Regions from separate parts of the Homo sapiens genome. Here region 1 is linked to region 2. The links are chromatin contacts, found by Hi-C in ENCODE. All regions are on one chromosome and are shown on one strand. The core of a region is the stretch at or near the end of the contact, and the rest is flanking DNA. Distances in the headings are between cores, read along the strand shown.

What was found. Hi-C counts contacts between places; a loop is a spot of excess contacts on that map. Pooled maps may share reads with other maps.
Region 1: a map of CD4-positive, alpha-beta T cell shows a loop between it and region 2 (6-fold over the local background). The contact joins the promoter of AFG3L2 here to the promoter of TWSG1-DT in region 2. A Hi-C loop is called at or near these places in 2 of 168 maps with a recorded cell type or tissue (CD4-positive, alpha-beta T cell and naive thymus-derived CD4-positive, alpha-beta T cell), 1 of 37 single-sample maps with no recorded cell type and 9 of 50 pooled maps.

The regions. Positions count from the first base shown.
Region 1 is chr18:12,374,067-12,378,576 of GRCh38, reverse strand. AFG3L2 (AFG3 like matrix AAA peptidase subunit 2) reads left to right here and starts at 1,350. Exons shown (of 17, transcript NM_006796.3): 1 at 1,350-1,608. The coding sequence starts at 1,495. RefSeq lists enhancers at 52-581, 582-1,113 and a silencer at 886-1,785.
Region 2 is chr18:9,332,576-9,337,262 of GRCh38, reverse strand. TWSG1-DT (TWSG1 divergent transcript) reads left to right here and starts at 2,794. Exons shown (of 3, transcript NR_183523.1): 1 at 2,794-3,126. It overlaps TWSG1 (twisted gastrulation BMP signaling modulator 1), which reads right to left and starts at 2,490. Exons shown (of 5, transcript NM_020648.6): 1 at 2,343-2,490; 2 at 1-70. The coding sequence starts at 33. RefSeq lists enhancers at 1,890-1,939, 1,702-2,202 and a silencer at 2,000-2,789.

The DNA.
Region 1 (4,510 bases), core at 101-2,600, 3.0 Mb before region 2:
TAATTCTCTTGGCCAGATGTGGGTGGCTCACATCTGTAATCCCAGCACTTTGGGAGGCTGAGTCAGGAGGATTGCTTAAAGCCAGGAGTTTGAGACTAGCCTGGGCAACAAAGTGAGACTTCAACTCTACACAAAATAAAAAAAGTCGAGTGTGGTCGAGCGTGTGTGGTCCCAGCTACTTGGGAGGCTGAGGCAGGAGGATCCCTTGAGCCCAGGAGTTAGAGGCTGCAGTGAGCTACGATTGCACCATGGCATTCCAGCCTAAGTGACAGACTGAGACCCTGTCTCTGGAAAAGAAACCCGATCCTCTTCATCCTTAGTGATATTCTTTTCCCTGCAATTAATTTTCTTTGGAATTTCCTTGCCCTAAAATCTATTTGTCTACTCAGTTTTCTTTTGTGTGAGCATGGTATGATGGTGTATCTGGTATATCTTTTTGTTATTGTTTTACTGCCACTGGGGTAATCACAGGACTCACCTGGTTTTGTCTCCTGTCTCTCAAGGATTACTGTCCTTTGCCTGAGGTCCAGCGTCGCCAGCCTGGGCGACAGAGCGAGAGCCCGTCTCAGAAAAACCCCCAAGTCCCCCACCTCAGTTCAAAGACCTCTCCTTTTTCCTCCGCTGTCACGGTACAGGAAACAATGTGTAGTTTCCACTACCTGGAAGACTCGACTTGCTCTCCGAGAACCAGTTCCCCGACAGGGTTCCTAGAGCGCAGGCTGCACGGCACAGCCCCAACATTCCCTGCTGCTTGTGAATCTTCGCATCGCCCTCCCAGGGGTCAGGAATGTGTGCTTCGGTGTCTCCAGAGCCTAGCACCACCCCATGACTCAGCTGGCGCTCGGAGGGTCCTTCCATCTGCCGCCGCTGGGGCCTTCGCTACTTCCCCCTCGCTCCTACTGGCTGGCCCACCCGGCTGCCCAGGCTCGGAAGCCCAGGATCCCAGTCACGCGTCTCCCCTTAGTCCCCGCCTCCAGCCACGCCCCCCACACCCCTCCGTCGGCCCCGCCTCCAGCTCCTGCTCGCTCTCCTAGTCCTTCCTCGGCCCCACCTCCAGCCACGCCCCCCACGTGCGCCATCAGCCCCGCCCCCAGCTCTCGCTCGCCCTCCCGAGTCCTCCCTCGGCCCGGTCCCCGCCTCTAGCTCCCCCTTGCCCTCCAGGGTCCTTCTCGGCCCCGCCTCCTGCCGCGCCCCCAACGCTGCTCCGTCGGCCCCCGCCTCCGGTCCCGCCCCCATGCTCCTCCCATTTGGTCCTGTCTTCTGCACTGGCGGAGGTCGCGGCGGGCCTCGGAGAGGAGACGCCGACGTCAGCGCGCCGGGGCGGGGCTGGCGGCAGGAGACGCCGCGTTGAGAGCTTGGGCTCCTCCGTGAGCCGCCGGCGCGCTTCGCTGCCTGGCGGCCTTTCCCCGAGCCGAGCCCGCTTCCCGAGGCCGCCAGTCGTCGCCTGCCCGCGCCTGCGCAGCGTCCCGGGCCGAGAGGGCCACGGCGGCGGCCATGGCGCACCGCTGTTTGCGGCTGTGGGGCCGGGGCGGCTGCTGGCCCCGCGGCCTACAGCAGCTCCTCGTGCCTGGCGGCGTGGGCCCGGGCGAGCAGCCCTGCCTCCGGACGGTGAGTCCTACCTGGGCGCCCGGCGCCCTCCACCCTGCCTCGGGCCCACTTCCGGCTCGGGAGAGCGGACGTCAAGGTCACTGGCCCCCGCCCTCCGGCCGCACGCGGGCCGTCCCTGCCGAGGGCCTGGGCGCCCTGCGCTGTCTCTCAGCCGGCCCCGGGAGCGCCGATTCGCGCTCAGCCCTGCCTGTGGGATTCAAGTTTTGAAAACGCGCAGCTTCAGTAGAGCCGGGTTTTCGCGCTTCACCGGGGCGGTTGAAGCCTCGAAGGTCATGTTGGCTTGGTGGCCGTCCTTGTCCCCGCTTTCGTGTCCCCGGAGCACGGAACGAAGGCGTCTGTAATTTTGAGTCAGCAGCACGAGCACGATGTAGTCGCAAGGACGGGTTTTGGAGTCGGGCTGCCTAACCTCTCCGAGTCTCCGTGTTCCCGTCTGTTGAATGGGGCCATTGCGGGCATTCCAGGACTGGCAGTATTAGCTATTATTATTAAGAATGTCACCTTTTCATAGCAGGGACTCTGTGTTCGTTGCATATCAGGGCCTGCTCTCAGCAGGAGGCTCTTTCTCTGTTGGTAGCCATCCCTCTAGATACACACACGGGACCTGATACGTGTTTCTGACATAATGATAGAGTGTTGACAGAACCATGGCCGTGATCAGTCTCAATGAAAGGTTCACGTGTCGAATAGTCGCTCTCACTGTTTAAGTGACACGGTTCCTCAGCCTTGCACTGGTGTACGGGTGGTGGTTGAGGTCCCCGGGTCGGCCACGGGAACCTGGCTTGGCCTCCTGCTATCCCAGCGCCCTTGTAGTCAGCTCAACGTCTTCACTGTAAGGGGAGATAGGCTAGTGCCGGGGCTCACGCCTGCGATCCCAGCACTTAGGGAGGCCGAGGCGGGAGAATCGCTTGACTCCAGGAGTTGGAAACCAGCTTGGGTAGGGTAGCAGACCCTCCGATCTACGATTTTTATTTTTATTTTTATTTTTTAAGAGACGGGGTTTTGCTTCTTCGCCCAGGCCGGAGTGCAGCGGCGCAAACACAGCTCACTGCAGCCCCAAACTCAAGCGATCCTCCCGCCTCAGCCTCCGGAGTATCTGGGACTACAGCACCGTGGTTGATTTTTAAAAAGTTTCTGGAGAGGCCAGGCGCGGTAGCTCACGGCTGTAATCCCAGCAGGCGGGTGGATCACGAGGTCAGAAAATCGAGATCATCCTGGCTAACACGGTGAAACCCCATCTCTACTAAAAATACAAAAAATTAGCCGGGCGTGGTGGCGGGCGCCTGTAGTCCCAGCTGCTCGGGAGACTGAGGCAGGGGAATGGCGTGAACCTGGGCGGTGGAGCTGGCAGTGAGCCAAGAGCGGGCCACTGCACTCTAGCCTGGGCGACAGAGCGAGACTCCGTCCCAAAAGATAGGGTTCACCATCTTGCCCAGTTGCCCAGGCTGGCCTGGAACTCCAGGACCCAGGCGATCCTCCCGCCTCCTCCTCTCAAAGTGTTGGAATTACAGACCTGAGCCACAGCTCCTGGCCTCTACAAATTGTTTTTTTTTTTTTTTTCTTACCTGGGCTCAGTGACTTATGACTATAGTCCCAGCAACTCGGGGGGCCAAGGCGGGTTGCTTGGCGCGGGAGGTTGAGGCTCCAGTGAGTTTTGATTGCATTGCTGTACTCCAGCGTGGGTGACGGACTCTGTCTCCTAAAAAAAAAAAGAGCGGGGGTGGGGAGGGGGAATAATAGTGCCTGCATTCATGATTTTTACTCCTTGAGGCTCCCTTGCCAGTCTTAAATCAATTTCTTCGCCATGGTCACGCCACGCTGCCGTGTGGTAGGTCCTTTTTCGGTTTCCTGTATCCATTTCCCTGTTTTACCAAGCTCTGATCCCTTTTCTTTTCTTTTCTTTTTTTTTTTTTTTTGAGACAGGGTCTCGCTCTGTCGCCCAGACTGGAGTGCAGTGGTGTGATTTTGGGTCACTGCAACCTTCGCCTCCAGGGTTCAAGCAATTCTCCTGCCTCAGCCTCCCGAGTAGCTGGGATTACAGGCGCCCGCCACTACGCCTGGCTAAATTTTGTATTTTTAGTAGAGATGGTGTTTCACCTTGTTGGCCAGGCTGGTCTCAAACTCCTGGCCTCAAGCAATCCATTTGGCCTCCCAAAGTGCTAGTATTACAGACGTGAGCCACCTTGCCCGGCCTGACTGCTTTTCTTTTGCTGCTCATGAATATTGGATTCAGACATACAGTTCCAGGTGGGGATCTGCATTGTGAGTTTGCAGTTTTATGTCAGAAGTGTTACCCAAAGGCTTTCCTTTTGAGTGACACTATTGTCCCTGTATCACTCAGATGCTGATGTATAAGGAAGTCCTCTGTGCTGACAGCTGTAGCTGATTGATTTGCGGAGGGTGTGGGGGTTCGCGGTCCTGATACATACTCTTTGGTACTCTCTGAAGATTTGCCTAGTGACACCTGGGCATTACTGTGCTGTGAGGGAGTCTGATAGGACAGGTTTTCCTTTATGTTCCTGCTACCCTTAAAGATCAGAGACAGAAGTACTGCTTTCACGGTGAGGAAGAGATTCTGATGTGTTGAGAGATGAGTTCTCAGGTGTGATGCCCAGAGGAATAAGACTGATGATAAAGCAACTGAAAAGTGCTCCTGTTGTCAAACATAAAGGCTAATTCTCCAAAATGCGGTGCTCTCAACTTAAATTTTGTGAATTAGTATCTCTTACATTATTCTTTGAATGCTAGACATGCAGATCTTGGATTACATATGCAGAGGAGAAGAAGTTTCATTGATGATTTCTTCATAGAACACAACCTCAGTGTTAAATTCAGTCACGGATTATTGCTAGGGATATTCCATGTCAACACAATTTGAAAATAGAGCCTAAAAAGGGCTTTTCTG
Region 2 (4,687 bases), core at 1,545-4,044:
TAGAGTAAGCACAGCAACATAGTGTAACTTCATGTTTCTTCAAAGAAGATGATCAGTAACTCCCAGGAAACTAAACAAACAAACACAACTTTAATTCAAAGGCAAGTGCTAGGGTAAAAACAAATATAAAAATGAGAAACAAAACATAAACTAAGACTCATTGTTTGTGTCAATATACTTTTTCTTTCTTTTTTAGAGTCTTGCTCTGTTGCCCAGGCTGAAGTACAGTGGTGTGATCATAGCTCACTGCAGCCTTCAATTCCTGGGTTCAAGTGATCCTCCCACCTCAGCCTCCCAGTTATCTGGGACTACAGACAATACCACCATGCCTGGCCTTCAAAAAACTTTTGAGTGATCATTTAAAGATCATTCTCAATGAAAGATTATATAAACATTCAAAAATAAACAATAATTTTGTATAATAATGGCTTCATAGCCATCTTCAAGGACCTAGAACTCTACAGTTCCTCAGACTATCCAGAAATGGTGACTGTGAAAGTAGAGTGAGTATATCTAAACCCTCAGTAACTTGAGAGTATATCAGGCAAATAACTAGCTTCAATACTGCACTGCTACTATTCAACTTTAATTTTAGGTCCATTATTCAACTGTAAGCCCATATAAAACTATTAATATTGTATTATAATTTTAAGATATTTAATTTTAATTCTTAGAATCAAAACAAAATTTTAAATGGAAATTATTCAGGCTTATTTAGACAGAATAAAGCAGCTCAAAGCAAGAAGTAGAGTCCACAGAGTCACTTCTTAAATAATTGAGCAAATAACAAAAGGCTGTTTAATTACTAATTGCATTAAAAACTCTAGGTAATTATTAGAATGTGACGATATTCTTTTTTTTTTTTTTCTTTTAGACGTTGTCTCGCTCTGTCGCCCAGGCTGGAGTGCAGTGGCGCAATCTCGGCTCACTGCAACCTCCGCCTCCCGGGTTCATGCGATTCTCCTGTCTCAGCCTCCCGAGTAGCTGGGATCACAGGAGCCTATCACCACGCCCCGCTAATTTTTGTATTTTTAGTAGAGACGGGGTTTCACCATATTGGCCAGGCTGGTCTCGATCTCCTGACCTCAGGTGATCCACCCGCCTCGGCCTCCCAAAGTGTGGGATTACAGGGGTGAGCTACCGCGCCCGGCCAAGATATTCTTTTAATTCTATTAGTACCACACATTCTTCAAAGTTATTAAGAAGATACTACAGTTCAAAAAGAAGAAGGAAAAAAGACTAGCACAAACACAGTCTGACAGGGGCCAAACAGTATACAGTTATTAAACTTTAAATACGGGAAGATATCATTTCTTCAGGTTAAAACACCTCCCTATCAAACATAATAAATTAAAATAAATGACTACTGACGTAAGAGGGATAAATAGTGAGTTTATGGGGGCATTTATGATTACTCTAAACTTTTATTCTAAGTGTTACAAAGTACATTAAAGGAAAAATAATAAAAGGGTGAAAAGAATAAAGGGCTTTGGACCTGGTATGAGTCAATTTTGAAAGAGAAAACCCTGGTGATCGTTACTGAGGCTCACAAAGCATTCCCTAAAGACCGTTAGTAACTAATTTTCTAATGTATCTAACGCCGCATACCAAGTAGGATGATTTCTGGAGCAACCAGTACATATTTGCGGAGGCCAAATAAGGTTATTTGGAGACTAACTGTCGTGGAACTAGTTTTCATCCTACAACCATGAAAACTGGGATTTCCCCCCTTTCCCATCTTTTACGGTTGTCTTATGAAATGTTCCACAAATTCATCTTACTCCCCAAATTTCACTGGAAAAAGTATTCAAGTAACTACGACCATGTCGAAATCAGGTAATAGAATTAAAGGACTTATCTTTTCCTAAGGAGTTAGAAACCATCATGCATCAAAATTGTTTCGCATACATCACGCCCAAGTTTCTCGTTAAGGGAGATGGCACTGACAGCGACCAGGGCAGAGCCGAGCCTCTGTAGAGCGGTGCCAGGGCCCCGAAGGCGCCGGACGCCCCGCGAGGCAGAGGCCGGTAGCGGTGTGGGGGACCGGGCACCCGGAACCACCCCCACCCCGGCTCGGCCGACGCGGGCTGCGGAGGACGCGGGCCGGCCCAGAGATGGTCTGGACCAAAGCGGCGCAGAGATGCTGCTGGCTCCCGGCGTCCGGCCTGTGCGCCCGCGCCCAGCACCCCCACTTTGTCCTCCGCGCAGCCGGGCCCAGGCTTCTCCCGGCCCCCGCGAAGCTCGCCGCGGCCCCGGGCCTCTAGAGGGCCGAGCTCGGCGCCCGGCCCCTTCCCAACCAAGAGGCCAAGAGGCTGCACAACCCCCCAGCCGCTCCCACTCACCATGCGCCACGGTCCCGCGAAGTCGCCCACCCCTAGATCCCCGCCGGGTCGGCCGAGCCCGGGGCGCGCTGCGGCGGCTTTGAGTGCGAGGCCAGGCCGCGCCTCCCGCCGTCCCCTCAGCGCAGCGCCCGCGAGCCTCGGGCACCTTAAAGAGACAGGCCCGCCCGCCGCCCTCCTCCCGGCTCCTTGCTCCCCGCCCCTGCTCCCCTCTTCCCCTCCGCCCCCGCTGGGGTCCACAGCCGCCAGCTCCCGCCAGGAGGCGTCTCTCACTCCCCCGGCGCTCCTGTCAGCGCGCACGCCCCCATCTCGGCCCCGCCCACTCCCCCCGCCCCTCCCAACGCCACGCCCCCTCCGCGCCACCCGGTTTCGCCCCTCCCTCGTGCCACGCCTCCACCGCAGGCTCCCGCCCGCCCGCCGGCCCGCAGGCCACGCCCCCAGGCGCACCCACCCCAGCTGCTCAACGCGATTTCCCTTCGCGCTTCTCCGCACCGGGATCCCCAGTCCCTCAGGTTCCGACAGACCCTCCTGTCAGGCCCATTCTCCGGGCCCCCTCAGTTGCAGTGTTAAGATCAACAGTGTTAAGATTAAAGCCTTGTGATGTGCTAGCCACTACGCTGAGGATATGCCGTGTACTAAAATTCCTCAGGACTCCTCACAGCTGCCCTGTAAGGAAGCGGCCATGGCCGGGTTCTAGCGATGCGAGGCCGAGGCTCGGGGCGCTGAGTAGCCTAGCGCGTCGCCGAGGAGAGCTGGCACGTGAACCCCTTGTCGTTTGCCGTCAGAGGTAGGATTTATATAAAATGCGCGTTTCCTAGGTCTACCTCAGACCTACTGAATAAGGATCTCCAAGGGTAGAGCTTTCGAACTTCGTTCACCAATTCGATAAAACTTGCCAGGCTCCTTGTGAGTGGCTGGCGCTGAGCTCTGCATCGGAGCTCTGCATCGGGAGTCGAGAAGAGGGGGCGCCATGGATCCGGGCGCGGAGGTCGCGCAGCCTAGGTAGAAGGTGCGCGGTTAGCACGTAGGTTAAAAACATTGAGAATGACACTCAGTTCTTTCCCACAACTCTGGGTTGCTTTTTTTTTTTTTTCTTTTGAGACAAGGTCTCACTCTCACCAGGCTGGAGGGCAGTGACAACATCAGGCTCGCTGCAGCCTCCACCTCCTAGGCTCAAGCAATCCTCCCGCCTCAGCCTCCCGAGTAGCTGGGGCTACGGGCGCGCACCACCACGCCTGGCTAATATTTTATTTTTTTGTAGATATGGAGGTCTTGCTATGTTGCCCAAGCTGGTTTCAAATTTCGGGGCTCAAGCGATCCTCCCACCGCGGTCTCCTAAATCGTTGGGATGACAGGTGTGAACCATAGTGCCCGGCCGGAATTTGCTTTTTAAAGAAGATTCCAGGGTGATTAAGTTAGAGCCCGCTAGACCAGACCGTCCGCGGGGCACCTTCCCTTGGAAATGATGACCTAGTGTCAAACCCTTATGCTGGTAAATCGTAAATGCCTACCACCCACCTTTGTTGATTGGAAGGAAACAGAATGAAAACAGCTGATTGGCTGGGGGTGGATTGCATTACTGATGTTAGCCCACTTTTGTACAATAAATATGGGTTTTAAAAATCATCCTTGAAAATTATCCTAGAGAAATAATTAAGGGTATACCCAAATTTAAGTATAAGAATCTTATTCTTGGCATTATATACTAGTTAAGTGAATTAGGAAACTTCCGATCAATGCACTAATTCAGCCATTAAAAAGTGATACCGCAGATCAGAGGTTCTCAAACTTTTTCGTCTCGGAATCCCTTTACACTCCTGAAAATTATGGAGCATGCCAAAGAGGTTTTGTGTATGTGTGCTACATCTGTTAATACTTTCAAAATTAAAACAATTTTTTACATATTCATTATTTCATTTAAAAATAACAAACCCATTATATGATAACAAATATTTAATGAAAAATAAGTATATATTTTAAAACAGTAGGAAGAACAGCGTGGTTTTAGATTTTTGCTATTGCCTTTAACATCAAACTTAATAGCCACTGTTTTTATATCTGCTTCTGTATTCAAACTGTTGCAGTATCATGTATTATGTAGTTTCTGCTTGTGAGAGAATGAGGGTGAAAAGTCAAATAATGCCTTAGAATTAAAATTAAAATAATTTTGAGCTCACAACCTCCTGAAAATGTCTTGGGATCCCTCCCTAGCAGCCCCAGATCACACTATGACAATTAGTGTTGCAGATGAATATTGCGACTAGAGATATTCATGATACATAAAAAATTTTAAAGTACTGCATAGTTTTTGAATAATTAATTTTGTTGTTGTTTGTTTGTTTTTGAGA